Regions from separate parts of the Homo sapiens genome. Here region 2 is linked to region 1. The links are chromatin contacts, found by Hi-C or POLR2A ChIA-PET in ENCODE. All regions are on one chromosome and are shown on one strand. Each heading gives the region's core, a stretch centred on a gene start or an enhancer-like site at or near the end of the contact. The rest is flanking DNA. Distances are from core to core; before and after follow the strand shown. Region 1 holds the start of FAM169A (family with sequence similarity 169 member A). Region 2 holds the start of SCAMP1 (secretory carrier membrane protein 1).

Region 1 (4,751 bases), core at 828-3,327:
AACCTCTGCCTCCTGGGTTCAAGTGATTCTTGTGCCTCAGCCTCCCGAGTAGCTGGGATTACAGGCATGTGCCACCACACCCGGCTAATTTTGTATTTTTAGTAGAGACGGGGTTTCACCATGTTGGCCAGGCTGGTCTTGAACTCCTGACCTCGTGATCCACCCGCTCTGGCCTCCCAAAGTGTTGGGAAAACAGGTGTGAGCCACCGCACCCGGCCTATATCCCATCTTTATTAAATAAATACCACTTGTAATGACATGAATACTATCTCAAAGGTCAGACTAATTTGAAGCCTTTTAGAACCTAAAATCCACAGGTAAAACACCTTAATTTATGGTCACTCATGTGGAAGGTCAATGTTGCTACTCACATAAGCTATTTCTAAGTTCCCCAAACAGATCCCCATCATTAACTTAGAGAAAAGTCCACTATAATAGCTACAAGATTTCTGTGAAAGACGATCATGTTTTATCTTTGTTTGCGCTTCAAGTGTTAGGATAAACGGACTTTTCCCAGGTGCCTCTCACCATCTCATTCCTTGCCTTTCCTCCAAAACAAGCAAAACTAAAACACTAAAAATTTTAGTCTGGTCCATACTAGTCAATAAAAATCTTTCCTCTTGTAAACACTTTATAGCACGATAAGGGACGTAGTTTGCAAAGATCATCTGTACATCCTGTGTAAAAAATAAAAACGCATGGCACACCAAACCCAGATCCACTTCGGTGAATTCCCTCCAGGGCCCAAATGTGTGCATTATGCAACAGCCAGCACTCCCGATTGTAATCCCTGTCTGTGATGCAATGACAAAATATAAATGGCTTGGGTATAATCTGCTCAGTTCGTAAGTAGTAATTCGCAAGAAGCCAACGAATTAAAAGAATTCCCAAATTCTCAGGAACCTTGAAAATGACAAATTGTGTCACAGTTCTGTGAGAATCACAATGAAAACTTTCCCTTCTGGAAATTTTTTAGAAATATGTCCCTCCGGTCCCAATCCCCCAAAAACCCGTACACACGTTTTAATTTACGTTAGGAACGGCTCTCCCAGCGGGGGAAGGTGACCTGCATCAGGTGGTTATCTTCGAATCCACCCGATACGATACCCACGCCGCTTCCCAGACGCTGAAAAGCCAGTGAGATGCTTCATCCTTTCTCCCCAAGGACAGTCATGGGAGTCAGTGTAATCCAGACCCCCGAGCCATAAACCACCCAGGGTTCAAGGCTTCACCTCCTGAGGCACAGGCCTCTTGAAAAATGGCATAATGGAGAGCTGAGAACACAATTAGGACAAAACTGCAACGACCAGCATTCCAGAGGAGGGAGAATCATACAATATCTGTTCCAAAAGTAGTTACAGGTAAAGGAAGGCGGTCAGAGCATCTCTGGAGGCCACCTGGTCGGGTGAACCGAGTCTAAACGCTGAAGTTCCACACCTCCCCGAGTCCGCGTCTCCCCAAGCCAAAGCAATCAGCTCGCACGCCAAGCATCCAGGTGGGGAGAGGGCGAGGGGAGGGGGCGGCAAGCCGCAGCTGCGAACCGGCCCGCGGCGGAGGCGAGCGAAGACGGGCATTCCCTCACACAAAATGGTGGCGCCGAGGCGGAGGCCGGCGCACCTGGGGGCGCCACACGCCCTACGGGATCCCCGCAGACCGCCGCCAGCTGGACGCGAGCCCCGGGTCCAGGCGGCCCGCACTGGTCTGCGCCAGGCCCAGCCCGCAGGGGCCGCCCACAGCCGGTGGCCCGCGTCGCCGCTCGGTGTCCGCGGGTCTGGTGCTGGCGGGGGCGCGGGGCCCGGCGCGGCCGTCTCGGCCTCACCCAGCGGTCCGCGCCGGGGAGAGGGAGCGCACTCACCTCAGACGCGCCCCGGGAGCCGCTGGAAGAGCCCGGGAAAGGAGGCGGAGCCGCGCGAATGAATGGAGCCGGCGGCTGCTCGCTGGCGACCTCCGGCCGGTCCCAGGCCGCACAGCTCGCGGCTGCCAGGGCGAGTGCGGCTGCCTCCCGCTCGCCCCGGACGCCCGGCTCCTCGTCGCGGGTCGGCCGCGGCCCACCGTGCCCTCCGACGACGTGACGCACTAGCGCCGCAGCGCCTCCAGCCTTCGCTTCCGCTCCGCGCCCGCGCCCACCGCGAATCCCCCCGCCCGCCAGCGCGGAGCGGCCCCTCCTCGGAGCCTGGGACGCCGCCCTGCCTCCCTCCAGCCCCGGCTTTCAGGCGCCGGCCCGGCAGGTGCGGGCTTGGCCAGCCCGGGGGCGTCACGCGGCCCCCGCCTCGCCACCCGCGCCCCCTCTCTCCGCCCCGGCCGCCGTCACCCGGCAGCGCGACGCCCAGCTCAGGGCAATGGCCTGGTATTAAAGAGTGACCTTGGCTTAGATATAAAAATAGATGCGGTTAAGCCGCGGGGGCTGCAACGCTGATTTTGCGTATTCCTTTAATGCCGACCTTCGCAGGATTCTGTTCGCATAGCCCGGTGGAGTTCTCCAGCCCCGCGTAGGCCCTCCTGAAATTTACCCAGAGTGGGCGCGGCCATCCCGGCCTCGGGACAGGGGTGCAGAGGGCACGGGCGAGGACCGCCGGCCTCCGCCCCACCACTTTCATCCTAAACCTACTGCCACTTAGGTGCATGCAAGTTAGAATCGTGGGCTGCTTTCACAGTCTACAGAAGTCCTAGAGCCCGGACTTTCATCTGGAGATGTCAGGGAAATACCACATTCCTGCGCTGACCTTTTCTCTTTCACCGTTTAACCGGTACAGAATAACCCTGACCCAGAAAGACAACAGGGTTCCATCCGGCTTTCCTCCCGTGCCTCTCCCAGCTCTATTCTACCGTCTTATGGCCTCTGGCGCCTTTGCTAATTACACACTCCTACTGAAAATTAGCCCTCCAGCATTTAAAACATGATAAATTGTCTTTAAGGTAATGCGTATTGTAGTCTAAATATATTTAATAACTGTATTGAGAAACAATATTGTATCTAAGTATTAATGTCAAGACTTTCTTTTACTCATCATCCAAGAACCGTAGTATTATGTTCAGCTCATCCAGAAAAGTTGAAAATTGCTTCTTTCATTCCTGGGAAATATTTAGCAATCACAATACCAACTTTCACGAATTTACTAATGATTAGCAAAATTAGCAAGATCAAAAAATACTTCAAAGAATGCTTGTTGATATAGATATATTTGACCCTGATTTTTAAAAAAAGCTTTTCTGCCATATAAGAATCTATTGTTTCATTTGTATAATATTTAATTAGCCAAAATCTTTACTATTACACATCATTTACCATTTTAATGAAACTTAATGAATTAGATTTAATAGAGCAGGAATTTTGGGTAGTTGGGTTCTACCCATAGCCAGTGATGAATGAAATTATATGACTTGTATTTACATTTCTAGAGCTATGTGTAAGTAGGAGTCCCCAGGGTAATCCCAAACAATTGCCATTTGGGGAAGCTTTGGCTACCAGACTATGCCCTACAGATGTTGAAGCCTCAGGCCTTAGTGTAAAGCTAACCAATACAACTTGTTGATAATATTTGAAATGCCTGGGTGTGATTGACTCTTAGCTATTGTTTTAGAAGTATGCGGGTATTTGTGCCTGGGTCAGGGAGGCCTGGCTCCCAGATGTCTGGCTATTCTGGTAGGAGACAGAACTACATTCACCCAGACCTATAAAAGAAAAGGTCCAATTTTTTTTTTTTTTTTTTTTTTTTTTTTTGAGACAGGGTTTCACTCCCACAGCCTAGGCAGGCTGGAATGCAATGGCGCGATCTCGACTCACTGCAACCTCTGCCTCCCAAGCTCAAGCGATTCTCCGGCGTCAGCCTCCGGAAGAGCTGGGACAGAGGTGCACACCAACGCACCTCGCTAATTTTTGTAGAGACGGAGTTTCGCCATGCTGCCCAGGCTGGTCCTGAACTTCTGAGCTCAAGCGATCCGCCCGCCTCGGCCTCCCAAAGTGCTGGGATTACAGGCGTGAGCCACTGCGCCAGGCCTGATTCTCTTTTCCCTACTTGCAAATGACACTATTTTTGAGAGTTTTTGGTTTTTTCTTTTTAAATCACCATTGACTTCCCTCTTTGGCTGAGATAAATTTTGCTTATCTTAGTGGGCAAAGAACAACAACTAAAAACATGAGCCTTTGTCAGATTAGTATATGCTGAAAATTGTTACCACAATATTTTGAAATATGCTTTGAGGCTTTTTTCTGAACCGTTTTTAGAGTAAAAGGATTATTGCTTTGGTTTTTGTTTTTGCAATGCTTGCTTTAATTATTACTTTGTTATTAGCAAAGGAAACATGTTAAGAGTTCGTTCTGATTGTATTTTTCCTCTATGTTTAAAGAGGAGTGGAACCATCTTAAGTAAAAGAAGCTTGCCACAACCCTGGATTTTGGAGGTTACTAATACACATGACCCAGAAAAGAGCTCTTTAGTTGCACTGGGGAAGAGGAATTCTTAATAGCTAAAATCATAACTGATGTTTTTGACAGCTAACAAATTGCCAGGCACTCTACAGACTTCTTTATGGAAATTAATTCACTTAATCCTCTTACCATCCTTGCAGGTATACACTGTTACCCCCAGTTTACCTAAGAGGAGTCTTGAGGCACACAGAGAAACTAAGCAATTTGCCCATGGTCACACAGATAGTAATCCTAGCATGTTGGCTCAAGAGCACACTCCCTTAACCAGAATTCCATACTGCCTTAAATGTGCACAAAATCCTATACCATATGGATAGATTTT
Region 2 (4,460 bases), core at 1,953-4,452, 3.5 Mb after region 1:
ATTCCTTTATAGCAACACAAACAGATTAAGACCCTCACCCATGGACCATATGTCTGCATGTCCTCATATCAGTGTTCCCAAAAGTGTGATCAGCCACCACCAAAGTCATCTCAGGTTGGCCAAGCATGGTGGCTCATGCCTGTAATCCCAGCACTTTGGGAGGCAGAGGTGGCCTGGATCATTTGAGGTCAGGAGTTCGAGACCAGCCTGGCAAACAAAGTGAAACCCTATCTCTACTAAAAATACAAAAATTAGCCGGGTGTGGTGGTGCATGCCTGTAATCCCAGCTACTCGGGAGGCTGAGGCAGGAGAATTGCTTAAACAAGGGAGGTGGAGGTTGTAGTGAGCCACGATTGTGCCACTGCACTCCAGCCTGGGTGACAGAGTAAGACTCGGTCTCAAAAAAAAAAAAAAAAAAAATCACCTGAGATCCTTTACATATGCTGATTTTTGCAGTTGTTAAGAATAATGAATCAGATATATGGTTTCCATTAGGCCATGCTTCCCTTTTCACTCTATAGGCATGCTACACATAAAAAGTGATAATATTTATGTGGCATACTAGGGGAAGAAACCTTAAGACTGTCTCTCTGACAATGCACATCTTGCTGAGAAATTCTGCCATACGTATTGAGAAAAACAGCTGCAGAAAAATATACATATGATCTAACTTTTTCAAGACAATGCCAAAGCTCAGTATTAGAGTGTATGCATATCTGCATGAATATGTATTGTTTTTATACAATTACATGTTATTTTATGTAAGTGCAGATATACACTATTACAAGAATATTTAAAGAAATGTACTAGGTTGTTAATGTAGGGGAAGAGAAGAGGGAATACACGGAATAAAAATTTTTGTAAGTGAAAAATTCAATATGTATGTCATGACTCCATTTATACATTTATGTAAAATAATGTATAGAGATGTAAAAAATAAAAAATGCAGATCCAGAGCCCCTACCTCAGATCCTTTCAAGCGTAATCTTAGCAATAGGAGGTATGGTAAGGTGGGTGTCTGCATCTTCAACAGGTATTCCAAATGATTCTATAACAGTAAAGTCTGTAAACCTTTGCATTAGGTGCAAATATCATTAGCTGTAAACAGAACATAGTTGGAAATTTCCATCCTGCAATGCGGGCTCAGCTGACCCTCATTGTCTTGGAACATAGTAGATGCATAATAAATAGTGCAGATTATTTTGAGTCATTTGGAGGACAGGTGGAGGGAGTGAGGGCAAAAGTGGTGAGAGAAGCAGATGAGCTGGGCAAGGACATGCTTGCTCAGGAGAAGGGAGGCAAAGCGTATAAGAACATACTGAGCCTCCTTGCCACTTTCGACGTTCAACCAATATTTGTTAGGCACTAAATATACATGCAGGACACTTTTCTGTATGTTGTTTCATTTAATTCTTAAATAATCCTTTACAGACTCAGAGAGGTGAAGAGAGTAGCACAGGTAGTATCAGAATTGGGATTCAAACCTGACACATACACTGAGCACTAAGTTAAAACCGGGCACTGGGCAGCTGCTGAGGATGCGATGGTGAGTACAACAGACTGCTTGCTCTTTTTGATATCTAGAATCGTACAGCTCTGCTGTGCTCATCCTTGTCTGTTGTCATTTACTAGTTGACATCTTCGTTGACTACCTAGAAGCAGCTGCTTCGACATCTATCCCAACCTGAATCCCGTCAAAGGGAGATTACAACAAATGTGCTTTTTGTCTATCATCTCTAGCTAGTGTTTCACAGTGGGGGGAGTATCATTTCCTGGGTGACTTTGCATAGAGCAAGCTCCCCAAAGGCCAAGGAATACTCAATCTAGATTCTTCCAATCCTCCGGTACCCACCAAGTCAAAAGAATTCTGGCTCCCTGTAGCTTCATCTAAGTGCTTTTCTGTTAGAGGAGAAAAGTGAGGAAAGCGATGCTCTTTCAATAAGTTCGGCAGGGTGGGGCAAGGAATGGTACAAATTGATTTTTTTTTTTTCTTGAGACAGAGTCTCGCTCTGTCTCCCAGGCTGGAGTGCAGTGGCCCGGTCTCGGCTCACTGCGACCTCCACCTCCCGGATTCAAGCGATTCTCCTGCCTTAGCCTCCAGAGTAGCTGGGACTACAGGCGTACGCCACCACTCCCGGCTAATTTCTGTATTTTTAGTAGAGACGGGGGTTTCACCATATTGGCCAGGCTGGTTTCGAACTCATGACCTTGTGATTCGCCCGCCTCGGCCTCCCAAAGTGTTGGGATTACAGGCGTAAGCCACCGCGCCCGGCCGGTACAAATTAATTTAACACATCTTTTGATAATCTCATCCTTGGTGTTGGAAAAGACGGGAAAATCCAAAAGTGTCTATTTTGTGCCCAAATGCTCAAGTTAATACTCGAGGGCCTTGATCTCTGGCCTCTTGCCATCCCTCTCCCCATTATTTCTGAAGAAGTAGCCATTTTGCAGATTCCGGAGGATGGGAGCCACGGCCGGCCCCTGGTACTGAATCTCATCTCCTTCTCAAGGCTCCTTGGATCAAGTTGGGACCGGCAGCGCCAAGGCTGCTCTCCGTGATTTAGCAGCAACCTAGAGTCAGAGAGACCGGAAGATGGGAGGCCGGGATTCTCAGGTGGGGTCAGGGGTATGCAAAAATCCTTAGCAGCGGCCGCGCCCCCGCCCCGGGGAGGTAATTTGCGGAGGGCGGTGCAGTAGCCTCTCCAGTGCCCGCGTCCCACGGTCTAACGGCACTGCTCCCGGGGTGCGCGGCCCACGACTCAGGCTGCCTCCCCCAACCTGACAAGTGTGCGTCCTTACCACAAAATGCCACCACTTCCCTAAGTGACGCTGGGCCCCGAGGACCTGATTTGAAATCGGTGTTCAGAAGACCGAGCCCGGCTGGACGCAGCTGGCCTCCGGCTGAGAGCGGAGGGGAAGGGTTCCATACTCTCCGAGGATCCCGCGGGCTCGTGGCGTGTGGAACGCTTTTCATCGCTTTCAGTTCCCGTTTCCTTCGCCCCGACTGCCTACTCGGTCGCAGCTAAAGCCCGGAGCGTGGGATCCGGGCCCGGAGGAACGGGATGGCGAACGCGAGCTGCGCCGCGGCCAGGAGCCCGCCGCACCGGGCATGCTCAGTGGCGCGGCCGGCTGGGTGGCCCGCGAGCTGCACCCGGATCTGCTCGGCGGCGGCGACGTGAGCGCGCAGGGGGGCGGCGGCCTCGCCTCGTCTCTCTCTCTGCGCCTGGGTCGGGTGGGTGACGCCGAGAGCCAGAGAGATGTCGGATTTCGACAGTAACCCGTTTGCCGACCCGGATCTCAACAATCCCTTCAAGGTGAGCTTCGGCCCCAGCATCTCCTGCCGCCGCGACGCGTCGTTGTTTGTGAAAACGGACGAGTTCCTTCGCGCCCACTGCGTCTGCCCCTCGGCTCCCCTTAGCAGCCCAGAGAGGGGCGCGGGGCCGCCGTCCTCCATTTGGGGTCGCGCCCCGGCCCCGTGTCACTCCTTTGGGTTTTGGGGCTTGGGGGTGGAACCTCCTCAGCTCGTGCCCGGTCGCCCTTCCACACGTCCCCGACTGGTGAGGGTCGTGTCTGCAGCCGGGACTGGGCCCGCGCGCCCGGAGGGGTCCTGGCCCGCCTCTCAGGAGAGAAAGCCGAGGGCAGGTAGAGTCGCCCCTTGCCAAGCAAGTGTGGCTGGCAGGGCCGGGAGTCGGCGGAGGGGGGCCCGCCCTGGGGTGGGGTTGTCATGGGGACCCGAGGTGGCGGCGGCGGAGAGCTGCGTGGGGTGATGGCAGAGGTGTGGAGGAGGAGAGAGGTGAGGGCACCGAGTATGCTGCAATTAAAAAAAAAAAGGTTATGTTTTTATTTTTTAAACTTGTGTTGCACCCAAATACCACCAGTGGCGCTGCCATCCCCCCTCTTTCTGTTAGGTTGAGGTTGAGGTTATTGATACCAAAGCAAAACTTAAAAATAAACATATCTGGAAAACAATAGTGCACGTGGACGACCTCTTCCCTACCCAGCTGCTTCTAGCAAGGTAAACGATGGGATATTTTCCAAGCTCCTAGTGCGTCACCGGTTCTCTGGGCTATGTGAGGATACCATTTCCTACTTGAGCTGCTTTTCTTCTTGGAGTCGACCTTATCAACCCCGGCTTCGGAAGGGCTTGGCACAGAATCCTGCAAAGGAAGGCGGCTGAGATATTCATCGTCTGCGTTTAAATGAATGCAACATCTAAATAACTCTCTCTTTGAAAGTATTCTGAATTTCCTAATGAGTGTAACTGTTAGCACGTGTAATTTGTTTCCAACTGTTGGTTGAAGTTGTTTCTCAATCCCCCCGGCCATGTGCAGTAGTAACTTTAATTTGCAGTCACACAGAATAAAACAGGAACTCTAATTTGTGGTCACACAAGTGTCACTTCTGGCTTGTTGAGTTTACATCTTTTTACTCCTGGTTTTATCTTTCATTAAGAATCCTGG

What was found. Hi-C counts contacts between places; a loop is a spot of excess contacts on that map. ChIA-PET counts read pairs that join two places held with the same protein, here RNA polymerase II (POLR2A).
Region 2: a loop to region 1 is called in a map of CD8-positive, alpha-beta T cell, with 12 times the contacts of the local background. The contact joins the promoter of SCAMP1 here to the promoter of FAM169A in region 1. A Hi-C loop is called at or near these places in 1 of 168 maps with a recorded cell type or tissue (CD8-positive, alpha-beta T cell). POLR2A ChIA-PET finds 5 or more read pairs at or near these places in 1 of 52 experiments (naive thymus-derived CD8-positive, alpha-beta T cell).

The regions. Positions count from the first base shown.
Region 1 is chr5:74,864,310-74,869,060 of GRCh38, forward strand. It overlaps FAM169A (family with sequence similarity 169 member A), which reads right to left and starts at 2,078. Exons shown (of 13, transcript NM_001376049.1): 1 at 1,856-2,078. FAM169A-AS1 (FAM169A antisense RNA 1) reads left to right here and starts at 1,584. Exons shown (of 1, transcript NR_134288.1): 1 at 1,584-2,966. RefSeq lists silencers at 1,525-1,694, 1,765-2,014.
Region 2 is chr5:78,357,415-78,361,874 of GRCh38, forward strand. SCAMP1 (secretory carrier membrane protein 1) reads left to right here and starts at 3,203. Exons shown (of 9, transcript NM_004866.6): 1 at 3,203-3,314. The coding sequence starts at 3,258. SCAMP1-AS1 (SCAMP1 antisense RNA 1) reads right to left here and starts at 3,127. Exons shown (of 2, transcript NR_105014.1): 1 at 2,800-3,127; 2 at 1,350-2,571. RefSeq lists enhancers at 2,255-2,851, 2,653-2,742, 2,773-2,932, 2,852-3,448, 3,843-3,962 and silencers at 3,113-3,202, 3,633-3,752.